Regions from separate parts of the Mus musculus genome. Here region 2 is linked to region 1. A link is a loop called in an ENCODE intact Hi-C map of the cell type or tissue named here. Cell type or tissue: gastrocnemius. All regions are shown on one strand.

Region 1 (8,000 bases):
CTCGACTGCAGCCATGACTTTGTCATGGCAGGGAACTTCTGCTATTGCTCCCCATGGCAACTGTGAGGAGACTGTAATACGGGGAGGATGGATTCCAAATCCTGAAATAGACGTTAGTCATTGAGAGGGGCAGGAGCCATGCAGATGCTCAAGAGCCCCAATAGTGATGGGGGAGTGAGGTTATCACTGTCATGGGCATGGGGACCGAAGTTCTGAAACCGAAGTCTCTTCCGTAAGGAACGGAAGGACAATCCAAGCATCCTACTTCCTGAGGAAGCTGACCTGGGTCAGGAACACGAGTGCTTGTGGCCTTTACATTGTCCTGTAGAGTTAGGTATTTACAGATTAGCGATGGGTGTGGTAGGCTGGGCCATCAGAAATGACCATCAGATCCAAACAAACCTGCCATCCTGGCTGTAATGGAAATGACAGTGAATGTTGTCAAATGTGCAGCCCCAGAATCAAAGGGACACCAAGAACCACTGTTATGCCATGATACTCATAGAACAAGGGCTGGCACTGGGTCCCTGTTCTAGAGACATCCACACCCAGAAATGCGAGTACTCCTGAAAGAGCCAGCACGTAGAGGGCTTCCCGTCTATCCGCCTTCAGACTTCACCTTCAGTCCAGCATCCTAGGGGCAGGGAGACACGCAGAGGAACCTTGACCTGCGAGGGAAGTGCCAGTCTGTGATCAGCAACTCAATCTGGAAAAGCAGAGAGGAAAGTCTAGCCTTGACGTTCTAGAACAAAGAGTTGAGAAACAACAGTGTGAGCTTTTGCTAATATTAAGTGCTGAAAGAAATGTCTGGTGGTGCAGAGAGGGTCCTTCCATAGTGGCCATGCTGTGATGTTTGATGGACACATGTTTGCTGTCTTCAACCAGTCTTGTAGCAGACACGGGAGACTTCCCTGGCTCTCGCTTCTAGAGGACTTTCCATAGGAACGTGGAATCTAGAGTCTCTACGCCTGCCTTTAGCTCATCTGGCCCTTGGGTGTGGACTACCCTGCTCAGAGGCTCTGTGGAGGAGCCTGGGAGTCGGGCAGGCATCAAGTCTGCTGCGTATACTCTAAACCTGCTACCCAGACAGATGTGTTTTATCTGCCTTCTCTCCGTTCCATATAAAATATCCTTTAAGAGAAGGATTCCATTGCTTTTTATAATATTTGAAATGTTTGCCTTGGATACTCTTTTCAAAGCCTTTTCTTAACTTGATAAGAGCTAGAAAAGAACTCGAGGCTAGACTAGAAGTCCAGAATCCTATTCACACATTCAAATTTGTCAGCTCTGGGACTGCCCTGTCCTGAGAGGACAGTCTTTATGGCCCCTCCCCGATCTGATGCCTGAACTCCACACCAGGCTGAGGACCCAGCATAAATAGAAGGTGGACGGCCAACACCACACTAAAGGAGCTTGGAGAAGCTGCAGTGCAGAGACCTCACCACACAGCTGACAAACGAGAGCGGCAGAGAGGAAGTCCTAGTGAGCGCCAGGCTGGGCTGATTTTACCCCGCCCCCGACTCCTCCATGGCCCTTACACCTATCTCCTGCCAGTTCCCAGTTGACTCATTGTCTTCCCCTGCCTCTGTGACTCACTTAGAATAAAAATGTCCCCCTCACAATGCCACCAGTGTTCCCTGCAGGGCATTGGACATCTGTTTGGGATCTGTGACCCCTAGAAAACTGCAGTAAATAAATGTCGCCATCCATCATATAAGCAGCTGCCTCAAAGAGCCCAGACTAGAAGAAACTTCCAGAAAATTCTCCCCCACCCCACCCCACCCATCTCCCCTTCTCTGACAAAGCTCCTGGTCTCACTTCCTAAACAGAGCCTTCCAAACAGGGCCACATTCCCTTCCCACCTTCAAAACAGCTGAGCCCTGGCACTGAGGGACAGAACACCTGCCTTCCTCGAAGTGTAGCCAAGAGAGCTGTGTCCCAGGCTGTGATCAGAGCTAAGCAGGTTGGCAACTGAGGCTGAGCCAAGGGTGCAGTCAGGCTAAGGGGTAACTACTGAAGGAACAAGAGCCCAGAGTGTGAGAGGAAGCCACAGAAGGTCGCATCTGCCTATGGGCTCCACTTCCCTCCTTACACCAGTAACCACATGAATAAGGTCCCTCTGTGGTCACCTAAGAGCCGAGCCTTCTGGCCACAGCAGGCTGTGACTTCCTAGACAACACCCACACACAGGCATGACCCTCTATGTCTTCCTCAATCCATAGTCCTCCTCATCTCTCAGGGCCCTGTGTCATTTTTTTTTTCCTGCAGGATGTGGTTGACATCTGTCCCCTGGTACCTTCTTAGTCTCCCTATCATCCACTGTAGCCCAGAACTCACGGTTCCCTTCCCCCTGGATTTTTCCATTCCTCTCTACTTTAAGCCACATTAATTCTCCTAATGCTTATTTCCACACAGCCAAGTAGTTGCTCCCTCAAGGGCAATGGCCGGAGCTCTGTCACCACTCTCACAGCGGCTCCTGATACCGCTCCTCACAGTGCTCGCCCAAATGTACACATGCAGCTCTCGTGTAAGCGGAAGGCTGCGCCTCCTGACACCTGGAGATGTCTCACAGACGCCCGTCATTGTGCCTCTGTCCCCCCTCTTCCCACCTGACATACACTCATTCACCCCATTCTCTCACCCTTCCCTCAATGTACACCCTTCCCTCAATGTACACCCATTTGCCATTTGTGCTGTCTCTGCATTCTCTGTGACCAGATCACGGGCAGATGTCAGCATCTCTATTCCACAGGAGCAGAAACTTCCTACTAAGCTGAACGGTCCATCTTCCCTCTTGTGCTCAGCAATGGGTCCCCAGCCCGGCAATGTCCTCTGCCACTTCAGCTTCAATGACAAAGGCAGAGATGTACCAAAGTTCTGGGAAGCAAGAGGATAAAATAGGCAGAGAGAGAGAAAGAGGACAGGCCACATTGGGATGTCATTCACTCTTGGTCCAAAAAAACCCTGAGAAAAAGGCTTTCCAGTCAGCTAGGAAAAACAAACAGAGCCAGAATGGAGTCAGCTGGAGGAAGAACAACCTAGCAGCCACCATACAATCAACCAGAATCAAGCGGCCTTATGGACACAGCTCTGTCACCGTGCTGGAGAAACCTGAGGGGGCAGTGTTGCGAGTGTCCTGGGAGGAACTCTGCGGATTTCTATGTTATCGGCTGGGGGAGGCCTACAGCGTTTGTTGGCCCCTACAGGCAAACACAGTGGCCAGACCTTCGAAACAGGACGCCTTTGTCCGTGACTGACACCCTGGCCTAGAGCCCAGCTCCGCTTCAGGGGAGGATTTAGGTCACAAGAAAATGGGGGCTGGGGGGAGGTGGCTATAGTTTTAGAAATCTGTCTCTGTAAAACTCGGGGAGGTATTTTACCCCTTCCCAGGGTCACACCCTTGCCCTGGCTGACCTTACTTTGTATTACTCTGACTTTGAAGCTAGAGCTTTGGCTGGCCTCCTCAGCTTCTTTTTAAAAAATGCTATTTGGCAAATTCCCACCCGACTGGAACCTCCCCCATCGATCTATTACCTCTTTCTAGTCAGCTCAAATCAGTATGTCTTTCCCAACCTCTGTTCAGTTTAAAGACCCGTGCAAACATGACCATGAAGCCCCTGGAAGCTTCCGGTAGACTAGAGAGTTAACCAAGGAGCACGAAATTAGGACTGATTTCCAAAGCCAGTGAGCGTCTCAGAGGAGGATGGTGCCCTGGCCTGCTCATACTCCCCGGCTGTTTCTGCTTTAGAGAGAAGTTGCTGAAGGTATTAAAGCAGGCTCTTGAAGAACGACCCAGTCACAAGCTGCTGTGATCTTTCTACTTCAGCTGCCCTTTCTAAACTACTGACTTTCATAGAGGTCAGCCAGAAACCCTGCCTTCGAGGCCAGTCCTTATCCTCAGTGCATTTTTATAAACCTTGGCAAATCGTTTTTCCATCCCTGTCTCTTTTATGAGAAGAGCTAACTGCTCTCTCACGCCAGGCGCTAATAAACTTTGTTCCTTCCTGTTGGCTTTGCTCGCCATCTTCTGGACAAAAGCAGTATTGCTACCGAGGTAGAGCCGGGCCAGGGCTTCTTAGCGCAAACCCAAAGCAGTTTGGAGAGGACCAAAATGAACTACTCCTGAATGCCAAGAGCGCAACAATGAGCCTCATTTGTTATGGCAAAGACGTGCTAAACACTTCTTTTGAGAAATCACGTCCGGGGTACCTCACCTTACACCTTAATGTGTAAGTGGCCTGTCGTGTTGTACACGATGTGATTTGTGATGGGCACACATCACATAGTCTCTAAACCAGAAAGCCTGAAGTCTAGGGTCAAACATGGAAGATGTCCGTACATTCGAGTGAGATGCTGCCTGCTCGGAGTCCTCAAAGAGCTGGAGCTCAGAGCAATGGGAACCATGCAGAGGAGGTGGCAAAGCTGGCACCGACTGACAGTGGGGGAAAGAAAGGATAAACATGCTTAAGGAACACCTTGTGGAATCAAAACACTGCTCCTTCACAGCCATAGATCCAGCGACGCAGTTAGGAAGGTGGCCACTAGGAGGCTTAGAATCCTGGCAGCAGGGTAGTGGAGCCAGGAGAGTCTGGAGTTCAAGGTTGGCCTTGGCTACATAACAAGTTCAAGGCCACCCTGGTCTATATGAGAATCTGTCTCAAAATAAAATAGAATAAGGAGGCAGGAGGAAAAAGGAGAGAGGGGGGTTATGGCTTTTTTTATCAAGATAATTCTGCAGACCTGACTAGATCTACATGTGTGAAACAGAACACAGGGTGAAAGGAAGAAAAAAAATCAGACTTACAGCAAACCAGCTTTGGTTTCAAATCTCCACCCTGCCAGGTGACAGCTGTGTGCATGTGAAATCAGTTAGGTATCCTGATCCACAGTTTCTCATACAGGCAGGGATGACCACAGCAGCTCTTCAGAGGGGATAAAATATGGTCACATGCATGTTCTGATACATGACTGACACCAGGGCACAATGCCAAGGTCCCAGCTGCTATGCCCAGAGAACTTACAACTCCTCCAGGTCATTTTCAAACCACCTGGGACAGACTGAGAACATTGCCTATCTAGAACTGAATAGAGTTGGTCCACCTCCTGCTGGGACTGTGACCTGGAGTCACCAAAACAGACATGTGCGAGTAAGCAGTGAGGACGATACTCAGAGCTTCAAGGAGCATGCGCCAAGGTCAGGGATGTACGGTAGGTAGTCTCTGCAGATTCTTTTTACCCTCACTCTCACGAATCCAATGTGGGAAAAGCAGGCTCCTTGTGAGCTCCGGACTGGTCCCAGAGTCAGTGCACAGTGCTCAGCCGCAGCTCCCCGGGAGCAGGGGACGGAGAGCACATGCGGGAGGATGAATCTAGATCATCTGCGGAAGCCAACGTGCTCCCATTTCATTTACTTCAAGACTCTTAGCCCCACCTTATGTGAATGTGAATTGTAAGTTGTCGTGGTAGGCGATTAATCCCACTCAAATGGCTGGGACATTTCCAAACTTCCATGTGGCTGACACTCTCCCCTCCAATACGCCTGGGCTGTCCTCTAATCCCAAGCAAGTAAGTGGAGACAGTTGGCCACTTACTAAAATCTATATTCCAATCTTTGCAATGGGGGCAGGGGCTGGGGCCGCTCTTGCCGGCTCTTCCATGATTGCTGTGCTCTCCCTCCTGCAGCCTCGGGCCTGGTCTCTCTCCTTTCCCGACACAGCGGTTCTCAGTCCCCTCTCTGTCCCTTTGCCCTCAAATCCTAAAGTCCCATGTCTGTCTCCCTGCCCAGCCATTGGCCGCTGGCCATTTTATTCACCAATGAAAACCAAACGAGGGCAGGAATCCTCAGGGTTTTAGATGCAGGTCCTCCTGCAATTTTGGGAACCCATTTAACATAATACAAGCATTAAACCAAATCCACCACAGCAAGTATCCAGCATTATGTAGCACAGTGGAGGGAACTCCTAAAACTCGTACGATCAGAGACACTTGAGCTTCAGGCTGCAGACCTCAGATTGGCCTCCTGAGACGATCCCCCTGGGAAAAGGTACCTCAGGGTTGCTATCTGAAAGCAAAGCCAAGGTTAAACTCCTGTCGACACAGGTCAACCCCTGCACTCATGCCCCTCTTGGAAATGTGAGCCTTTGTGTATCTGTTTGAGACAGGCTCTTGAGTAGCCAGGCTGGTTCCAACCAAAGTCACTGGACAGATCAGCCTTTGCCCGCCCCTTTCAAGCAGTGGAATTCTAGGCTTGCCCTGCCATGCTTGGCTAACACAAGCCGCTTGATCCCTCCAGCAAGCAAAGGCATGTAAAACCAGCCCGAGGACACTCCGTTCAGAGCTGTCTGGGGCTTGTCGTTTAAGCTGGTGGACAATTGTCTTGGGACACAAGCATCCATCTGGGAAGGCGTCCTCTAACCCCAAGCATCATCTCCCCACCCACCCCCTTCCAACTCTACCTCTACAGCTAAATGCCAGCGTTTGGCTCAGGAAGCCTCAGTTCAGTGTAAAGACAAATATACATGGTGAGTGTTGTGCCCGCGTTGTTATCGGCCGGTTCTGTGTCTGTGTGTTTCAGTTAACACTGGATCTCCTTCTGGGTTACAACTCTAGCCAGCACCTTGGATTTCCTAGCAAGGACGTCAGAGCTGGATGTGAGTTGGGCAATCTAAAGGACAGGACAGGGCCAGAGCTTGCGGAGAAGAAACACAGGCTGAGCGCTTTCACTATTGCCAAACTCAGGTTCCAGGGGGTCTTAGAAAAATCCAAACAGGCATGGGATGACAGCGCCTTACCATTCCATCTTTCTGTCTGGTTAGCTTCTGGAGATGCTGATCCATCCAGGGCCCTCTAAGCTACCTGCAGCACTGAAGGGCACAGGTGGGCCTTGGACTACATTCAGTCTAATATCACCCCCCACACACACAACCCCACCACACCAACTCTGGGAACCCAGCACACTTGCTACCCCAATTCAAGCCCCGTGTGCCTGTGCTTCTCCCGTGTTATCCTTAAGCCCCATATCCCCTTGTCCTGACTCCTTTCTATTTTTCCTTCACTTCAGTCCCCAGCTCTTACCCCTCCAAGTCCTCGTAGGGCCACACACACTCTACTCACAACCCAAAGTGAGGCCAGGCACATACAGCCACGGCTCAGCATGCCTCCTGGAAGGTCGTGTGGGCAATGTGGTGATACCCGTGGGCCTTCATGGTTGTTCCTAACTTGTCATATGTGAGCCGGACGGCAGTTGTCTTCGCTTTGAGAACGAGCTTTCATGGTTCCATGTGCTGACCTAGACAGAGGACCTCAACATGTGGCTAGAAGACGCCTCCATGGCCATACTCCACACGCCATATTCCTGGGGCAGCCACTGACTGCTTCCCACTGGTGGCCCTCATGTCAATGCCCTTCAATCCACTTCGGCCTGTTGGTCCAGCCCCCAGGTGCTCCCAGTGGCAGCCTCTGTGTCTCCTCCTCACAGACCTCCACAAACCCACAGGCTTGGATTGCCATCAGAAGTTCTCTGGAGCTGAAACCCTTCCCCGAGGGTCTGTGGGTTCAGGGAGTGGCCCGATCATTCTGCAGAAAGACAAGAATCCCTGGAAAATCTGAGCCACCGCTCAACAAGGGCAGGCCACGAGAGGGCAGAATTGGCCCACATGGCCACAGAGAAGGGGAAACTTAGAGAACAAAGATGGAGTGTTCTTGACGGGAGCCTGTGTAGATGCACATGAGAGAAGGAGGGCATCCGATAAGATGTCGAGGAAGCTTTAGAGAGACGCTCCCTCCATTACTTGGTGACTCTAGGTCAGCAACAGAACCAAGAAAGCCCATTCCCAAAGGCCAGTGAAGAGTGGGCTTACAACTGCAGTCTGGCTCACGAGTGACGAGTTAGAAACAACAATGAAGGCCCTCGGGAAACACCACAGGCTCTGCCACATTGCCCACGTGGTTCCCAGGGTGCTCTTGGCCTGGCTGATGGGTGGCAGTGCTGTACTGTGCAC
Region 2 (8,000 bases), 750 kb before region 1:
GGGGATACTCTGAGCTCTGTAGCTGGAACAGCCCTTTTATCCTGCCCTCAGATGCTGGACTCCGGAGAATCTACCCTTGGAATTCTGGGGCTTAGAACCTCTTGTTCTCCAGTTTCTCAGGTTAAATGCTGGGGCCTTTGTATTTAGAGTGAGCCACGCTTTCAGCTTCCCCAGTTGTCTAGATTGTAGATGGACTGGTGCAGGACAGCCTCCATAATTGTGTGAACCAATGCCTATGATAGATAGGCCCTGCCTGCCTATCTACCTGCCTATGTATCAGTCATATCATAGCTTCTCTGTGTGTCAATCATATCGGCTCTGTTTCTCTGGAGAGACAAGACCACTATAAATCATAATAATGGAAGACTGCTTCAAGTGATATACTGTACAGATTGAAATGAAAGAGCAAGCAAAGGTAGGAGCAGTATTTATAGTCTAGTATTTAAACAAGAAAACTGTTGTGGTTAATATTGCTCTGTGGTTAACATACTACTTAGAACATATAGTTCCCAAATAAAAGACACAAAAACCTTTGTATTTATAATAAACCTTCAAGCATTAGAGCTGGGCAGATCTCAACCCTCTGTGCTATTTTCCCTACTTCCCTGTCAGTGATCCTGAGATATCACTTGGCAGCTTCTGCATGGGCCACTCCTGCTCCAACAGGCCATGCACTCACCATCGATCGCCTACCCCATGGCAACTTCTTTTTTCTCCTCCTCTCCTCTTCCTTTCATGGAACCTTTGCTCTGGCCCCTCTCTTCTGCCCATCCAGGCTGCAGGCATCTTTATTAAATACGCTTAACACAACAAAAGCTGGTATGCATGAAGATTTGCTTGACTCGAAGCAGTCAGATCTTGGGGTACAGAATTTAGCATTTGAATACAAAGAACACCAGACCATCCCCCTACAGAAAGCTCCATTTTCTGTAGATTGGGACAAATTCCTATGCTTTAATGTTGAAGCTAGCTATAGGAACCTGGGACTTGTTACATGTTAAGATAGCAACCTCTTGTTTCATTTTCAGTGCTAAGGACTGAACCTAAGGCCCCATCATGCATGTGTGACCAACATCACATTCCCAGTCCTAAATTACCAATCAAGTTAAAGAGTAACTTTATGTGAAATTAGGCCTGTTCCAAGTCTAGAAATTTTGTCTATACTGCAGCTGAATAAACCAAAGAGGTTGTTCGTGTTACTCTTGAGCCTTAAAGTTCGATTTAGTTTGCCCTGGCCAGCTAATAAGAGTGAACCAAAAAAGCCAACAGGAATTGATGCAAATTGCCCTGGATGCTACCCTCACTCACACCCAACCACCATTGACTTGGATTCCATCTCTATTGAATTGGAAAACCATGGCCTTGTGAATCCCTCCCCTCCCCTGTAGTCACTGGTTTTACTGCTTGAGGCCCGACCTCAACTATACTTACTTCTCAGGTTTACTGAGATTAACTTTTTCCCACTTTAATACGACCTATGTGTGCACATAACCTTCAAAATGGCTTTGGGGATGGCTATTTGCTTGTATAAATACCATCAACAGGCATGGATCAGCAGTGGTGTCTCAGTGACATGGCTGAGTCTTCTGGTCACTGCCTGTGGTCACCTCATCACGTTTGAGCAATCATGATAGCGTGACATGCTAGCAAGTTGACACCAGTTCGGGGTTGTGTTCTTCCTCACACCCTCTCCCTGGATGATGCTTAAGGGCTCTTCTGGAAACAGGAATCTAATCGAAGCAGAACAACGGATTACTATTCCTTGCCTTGTGGCACAACTTCAGGGTAAAGAAGGCAGTGGGACAAAGTTGTCGAGCTCAACTGTACTGAGAAAGGATCTGGTTAGCATTCTCAGGAGACTGGTTGTCTTAGGGTTTCACTGCTGTGAAGAGACACGATGACCACGCTAAAGGAAAACACTTAACTGGGCCTGGCTTACAATTTCAGAGGTTCAGTCCATTATCATCATGGAGGGAAGCATGGTAGCATCCAGGCAGACATGGTGCAGGAGGAGCCAAAAGTTCTACATCTTGACTTAAGGCAGCCAGTAGGAGACTGTTATCTGCAGGCACCCAGGAGGAGGGTCTTTTCCATAGTGGGCGGAGCCTGAGCATAGGAGCCTCCAAGCCTGCCCACACATCAACTCACTCCCTCCAGCAAGACCATCTTATCCAACAAGGCCACACCTCCTAATAGTGCCACTTCCCTTAAGCTGAGTATATTCAAACTACCACAGTGGTGTTTGGGGGAGGATGAGGTCAGTTGGAGTTAGTCTCTGACCAGCTGCCATACTGGACTTTGGATGAAGGACATTATACATGTTGGCACAGTCCTAGCCTTCCTGTGTTGACTGGCCTTCATTAAGAATGAGTGGAAACAAGCTGGGCGTGGTGGCGCACGCCTTTAATCGCAGCACTCGGGAGGCAGAGGCAGGCGGATTTCTGAGTTCGAGGCCAGCCTGGTCTACAAAGTGAGTTCCAGGACAGCCAGGGCTGCACAGAGAAACCCTGTCTCGAAAAAGAATGAGTGGAAACCTGAACAAATCTTAGCAAAGCAGTGGGGTCCAAAGACTTGTGTCCAGTTGTCCTTTATAAATTAGAGTCTATTATTAAAATGTTGTATTTATTAGTATGGCTAGCTTAATTTGAAGTGCAAGATATAAAAGAACGTGCAATAGAAATTCTGTCGGCTCTGGAGTTCCTTATCTATATTCTTATACGTACTTGTAGTCTCCGATCTATCTTTGTCCTTGAGATTCTTTCCAGAGAAAATGCTATGTATAGTTTCCAGCAGTACATATCTATTAAGCCCACAATTCCATTTACTGCAGTATGTACCATGACCATATTTCCACAAAGGAAATTTCTCTTTTAAAGCCCTACCAAATAAATTATGAGGTGCTGTATATTATACAATACTTCTGATATCAGAAACATAAAGATTGTGAAAATATGTGCATACTGTAATTAATGAAATATGCTGTATATTCTTTTCTTCCAATATTGTGGTTCCAGACCATACTTGTGTCAACAATATATTTTGAGCATGTTCCATATTATTGCTGAAGACATTTTATCCTTTTCTAGTTGAGGACTATTCCCAGCAGAGCACGAGGGTAGTCAAAGTTAAAGGGAGGGAGCAAAGGCTGGGATAGGAAGCCTGTGTAATCAGTCAAAGTTAAAGGGCGGGAGTAAAGGCTGGGATAGGATGCCTGTTTAATCAGTCAAAGTTAAAGGGAGGGAGCAAAGGCTGGGATAGGATGCCTGTGTAATCAGTTAAAGTTAAAGGGCGGGAATAAAGGCTGGGATAGGATGCCTGTGTAATCAGTCAAAGTTAAAGGGAGGGAGCAAAGGCTGGGATAGGATGCCTGTGTAGTCAGTCAAGGTTAAAGGGCGGGAGTGAAGGCTGAAATAGGAAGCCTTTTGGTAAAGACAGTAGATGCAACTGCACGTGGGGGTAAAAGCACAATAATCCTTAGTTAGCTTTTCTTTCCTTTAAGGATAAAGATCTGCAAATGGAAGAATCTAAGATCAGGAAGACGGACTCAAGTTTGACAGGGAAAAAAAAAAAAGACCAAAATAATAGCTACACAGTTTATAGGTGATTCTGATTCAGAGTCTAAACAGATACAAACCACAGCTCTAAAGCAAATGCCTGGGGTGATAGAAATCACAGTTGACCATAGCTCTAAAGCAAATGCCTGGAGTGATAGAAATCACAGTTGGAAATTTTGTTCATGGAATCAGGAAGAAGAAAAGAGGGAAATATTTTCATCCGTGTAGCTTATACAAAACACAGACAAATCCCATACACAAGGTTTACAGCATTTCTCAACCTGTGGGTCATGACGCCTTTGGGGTTGAACAACCCTTTTACGGGGCTAAGACCACTGAAAAACACAGAGATTTACATTACAATTCATAGCAGTAGCAAAATTACAGTTACAAAGTGGCAATAAAAATAATTTTATGGTTGGGGTTATCACAACCTGAGGAATGTATTAAAGGGTCGCAGCATTAGGAAGGCTGAAGACCACTGGACATCACTGCTTTTTTTTTTCTAATTAAAAAATGTGTGATTAGAAGAATCAGAACAGGGACTAGAGAGATGGTTCAGCAGTTATGAGCACTTGCTGCTCTTCCAGAGGACCCAGGTTTGACTCCCAGCACCCACAGGGCAGCTCACAACCATCTGTAACCCCAGTTCCAAGGAACCTGACACTCTCATCTGGCTTCTTTGGGTACCAGGCACGCGTGTGATATATGCAAAACACTCAAACACATAAAACAAAAATAAATTTAAAGAAGAATCAGAAGAGGTTTGCCAGAAAATGTTGTCACCACTAGGTGGGGGCAGGTGTCAGAGGGCTGCAGGGATGAGTGCTCACTGCCCATGCCTTCATCTTCTCTCTTAGCAGCAGAGGAGAACAAGCTATGACAAGGGTCCATTGCGGACAACACTTACTTACCTTAGGCTGTTCTCCCCCTCCCCCTCCTTCTCCCTCCCCCTCCCTTTCTCCCCCTCCTTTTTTCCCCCACCACGTCCCCTCTCCCCCTCCATCTCCTCCCTCTCCCCTCTTTAAAATGAGGAGCTTGCACCAGACAGTGGTGCCACATGCCTTTAATTCTAGCCCTTGGGAGGCAGGTGTAGGTATATATCTCTGAGTTCTAGGCCAGCCTGGTCGACAGAATGAGTTCCAGGACAGCCGGGGCTACACAGCGAAACCCTGTCTTTAAAATAAATAAATTGATTTAATTAAAATAAGGAACATTTATCTTTTTGTTTGTTTGTTTGTTGTTATTGTTGTTTTGTTTTGAGATGGGACTTCATTCTGTAGCTCAGGCTAACTAGGAACTTACTATGTAGCCCAGGATGGCCTCAAACTCATGGTAACTCTCCCGTCATAGTCATGAGCATTGGGGTTATGGATATCGGCTACCACACCCACCTATACGTTGGTTCTTAAGTAGTTTTCTACCAATTACATTTGATGCTAATCTGACAAGTCAAGTTGAATCTGGAAGGTTCTGGGTTTGTTGGTGTTGGCAATGCTATTTTGATGAAAGTGATGAATTGGGGTTAGGCACCATCCACTAACTTTTGGGACCTCACCAGATTTATGACACAGAGCAGAGCCACCCAGTTAAGCCATTCCTGGGTTTCTGAGTTTGGGAACTATATGATATACGCTGACAGGTTTAAGCCCCATAGGTTTGAGGAATTTATTTCACAGCAACAGAAGACTAACACACAGACACTTGAAGGGACCTTAACAAACTTCAATGTGTCCCAAAGATCATCAGGTGGGCACTGGAATTGGAAACCCTGTTGTTTGGTTGTGCTGGTTTGAATGAGAATGGTTTCTGGTGGCAGAACTGTTTGGGAAGGATTAGGAGGCGTGGCCTTGTTGGAGGAAGTGTGTCTCTGGGGGCCCAGCTTTGAGGTTTCAAAAACTCTCACCATTTCCAGTTGGCCCTCTCTGCCTGGTGCTTATGGAAAAAGATCCAAGCTCTCAGCTACTGTTCTGGGACCATGATATCTTATCACAGCAATAGAAAGGTAATAAAGATGGTGAGGTGTGCACTTGAGGTGTCTTGTCTGGGATGAGGGTTCCAGTTTGTGTACAAGAGACTTGTAGACTCTGAAGGGCAGACCTGCTGTGTGACCTAGCAGGCAAATGCTAGAGGAAGAATATTCAGAGCCTCATTTCAGAGTCATTGTCTAGCAGTCATAACTGACCCCCGTGAAAGGGGCATCCTGAGGGAGAATTCACAGATGAGCCCTGAAAGAAACTTCGTGGCGCTCGGCAGGGTCACTGGGGGTTGAGGGTGGGGGCGAGAAGAAGCCCGTGGGGGAGTGAAAGGCTCCTTCAGGATATATGAAGGGATTTTTTTTTCCACCTGTTTGGAATGAAGTTTTAGGACACTTTACCTGCATTTCGGAGTAGATGACAGATGAGCTTTCACTTGAAATGTAACTAACGATCTCTCTACATTAAACTACAAACAACTGACATTTAGGATCTCTGCCCAGTGTTGAGTTCTGGACAATGGGATGACAGCTGTGTCATCTTGGAGGGATGACTTTTTTTTCACAGAGCTGTTGTTTACGTCTGCACCGGTCTTTAGAGTCCTCAGTGCCTTCAGCAGCCTCTGTGGCTGGGCGCTGCCGTGTAAGTAGGTGGCAATGAAGGTTTGCTCTCTGGTTGGATGAAAACACTGGCACTCGGAGACCTTAAGTGGTTCACTCAGCTCACACAGCTGGTGACTGCTCAGACAGGGACTTGGAACTTGGCTCCTATCCCTGTTCTAAGAGAAACAGCATCATGAACTTGAGCTGTAGGTGAGCACATGAGTGTGGGGGGCAACCAGAGGAGCCTTGATTAGCCTCCAAGCTAATCAGAGCAAGCGAAGTGCTGAAGAGGGAGCCGAAGAGGGAGCCGGCCTTCACAGGCAGACTCGGAACCCTTTCCCAATCCGAGCCTTTTCATTTCCTCTTCTCAACCTTGTTCATTAACTCAAGGAACAAGTACCAGTTTGCTTGATCCGAAAATTGGATAGTTGGATAGTTTCCTTTCTAGGTAAAGGACAATTACTGCCTGAAGAAGATAGGAGTTGGTTAGGAAAAAGCACCATTTCCCCAAACTGTGGGATATAAGAGAAATGGGTGATGATTCTCAGGAAACTTGGGGGATTTAAACACTATGGTCCTGTGATATTCTCTCTGCTGGGCTGGAGAGATGGGTAAGTGGTACTAACTGCTCTTCCAGAGGTCCTGAATTCAATTCCCCGCAGCCCCATGATGGTTCACAACCATCTGTAATGGGCTCTGATGTCCTCTCCTTGGGTGTTTGAAGAAAGTGACAGTGTACTCATAAATAAATCTTAAAAATAAAATAAAATAAAAAATAAAAATAAATAAAAAGCTAATCTGCTGCTCTTTGAAAGGTTTTTTTTGGAAGGGCTGGAGGGAGGGGGACTCTGGCTTTCTTCCCACTTAATGTACACCTAAGACTTCCTGGCCCAGTATAAACAGAATGGATATGGCTTTCCTAGGATCCTCTTGTTTTGTGGACCAGAGAGTGTGGGCTGGGGCCTAGGGCATGTAGGCTAGACAGAGTCAAAAGCAAGACCCTTTGCCTAGGTAGCTTTGGCTCATACCCATGCCAGTCACCAAACCTGGGCAGTAACAAGCCCCACCCTTTAGAAAGGTTAATTCCCTCTTTCTTAGGAGTGACCAGTAGTCCCAGAGGGACCAAGCAGCAAAAGCTGTCAGTGAGCCCCATGAAGGGTGGCTCTGAGACCCTCAGAGGGGCATCGCTTCCTCGACTGTCCTGACCCACATCATCCCTCTGAGACTGGCTGTCGCAATCCAGGGCTTCTGATGTGCATCTACTGTCCACAGGCAAAGAGCAGCCGAAGCATAAACCAATGTTTCTCATCCATTCTTTGACACTGTTCTAAAGACTTTTCTGGATTCCTACAGAAGGTAGCAACTCCTAATGTAGAAAACCTGTCCATTGAGTCAAAGAGATGACCTCAACCCTGCTTCCATTGCTCTCCAACTGTGTGATTATGGGTGTGATGTCCCCCCCTTGGCCTTTGTTCACACGTATTCTATTACTACTTGTTCTAGGACAGTTGTTCTCAACCCTCTTAATGCTATGGCCTTTTAAAACAGTTCCTTATGTTGCAGTGACCATGAAATTATTTTGTTGTTACTTTATAGCTATAATTTTTCTGTTGTTATAAATTGTAATGTAAATATCGGTTATGTGGAATATCTGATATGTGAGTCTTGTGAAACGTTTATTCTGCCTCAAGGGGTTGCACCCCACAGGCTGAGAACCACCATTCTAGGACGTCCTTATGGGTTCAAGTGAGATTTTTCTTCTTTATTTAACGTGGGAATCTAGTGCATGATGCTTGTGCAACAGGCATTAATTTTTTTGTCCCCAGATTCCTTCCTGCCTTTCGCAGATTTTCCAGCTGCACGAGTTG

Evidence for each region. A loop is a pair of places that touch in the nucleus more often than their neighbours do. Peaks named below come from ENCODE experiments on the same cell type or tissue, not always from the same donor. Only the 100,000 strongest peaks of a DNase experiment are listed, where the experiment ranks them.
Region 2: a loop joins it to region 1, with 3 times the contacts of the local background. A loop is called at or near these places in 19 of 42 quality-filtered maps.

The regions. Positions count from the first base shown.
Region 1 is chr17:86,902,301-86,910,300 of GRCm38, forward strand. No RefSeq gene overlaps it. Among named protein-coding and RNA genes, the nearest start is that of Tmem247, 11 kb to the right of the region's middle. In gastrocnemius, CTCF peaks have their summits at 3,111, 4,031 (motif pointing left) and 7,640 (motif pointing right); DNase peaks (open chromatin) are centred at 1,488, 1,935, 3,217, 3,739 and 4 more places; H3K4me3 peaks cover 1,065 bases; H3K27ac peaks cover 1,215 bases.
Region 2 is chr17:86,147,820-86,155,819 of GRCm38, forward strand. No RefSeq gene overlaps it. Among named protein-coding and RNA genes, the nearest start is that of Srbd1, 6.6 kb to the left of the region's middle. In gastrocnemius, no CTCF peak of the experiment used is centred here; a DNase peak (open chromatin) is centred at 3,324.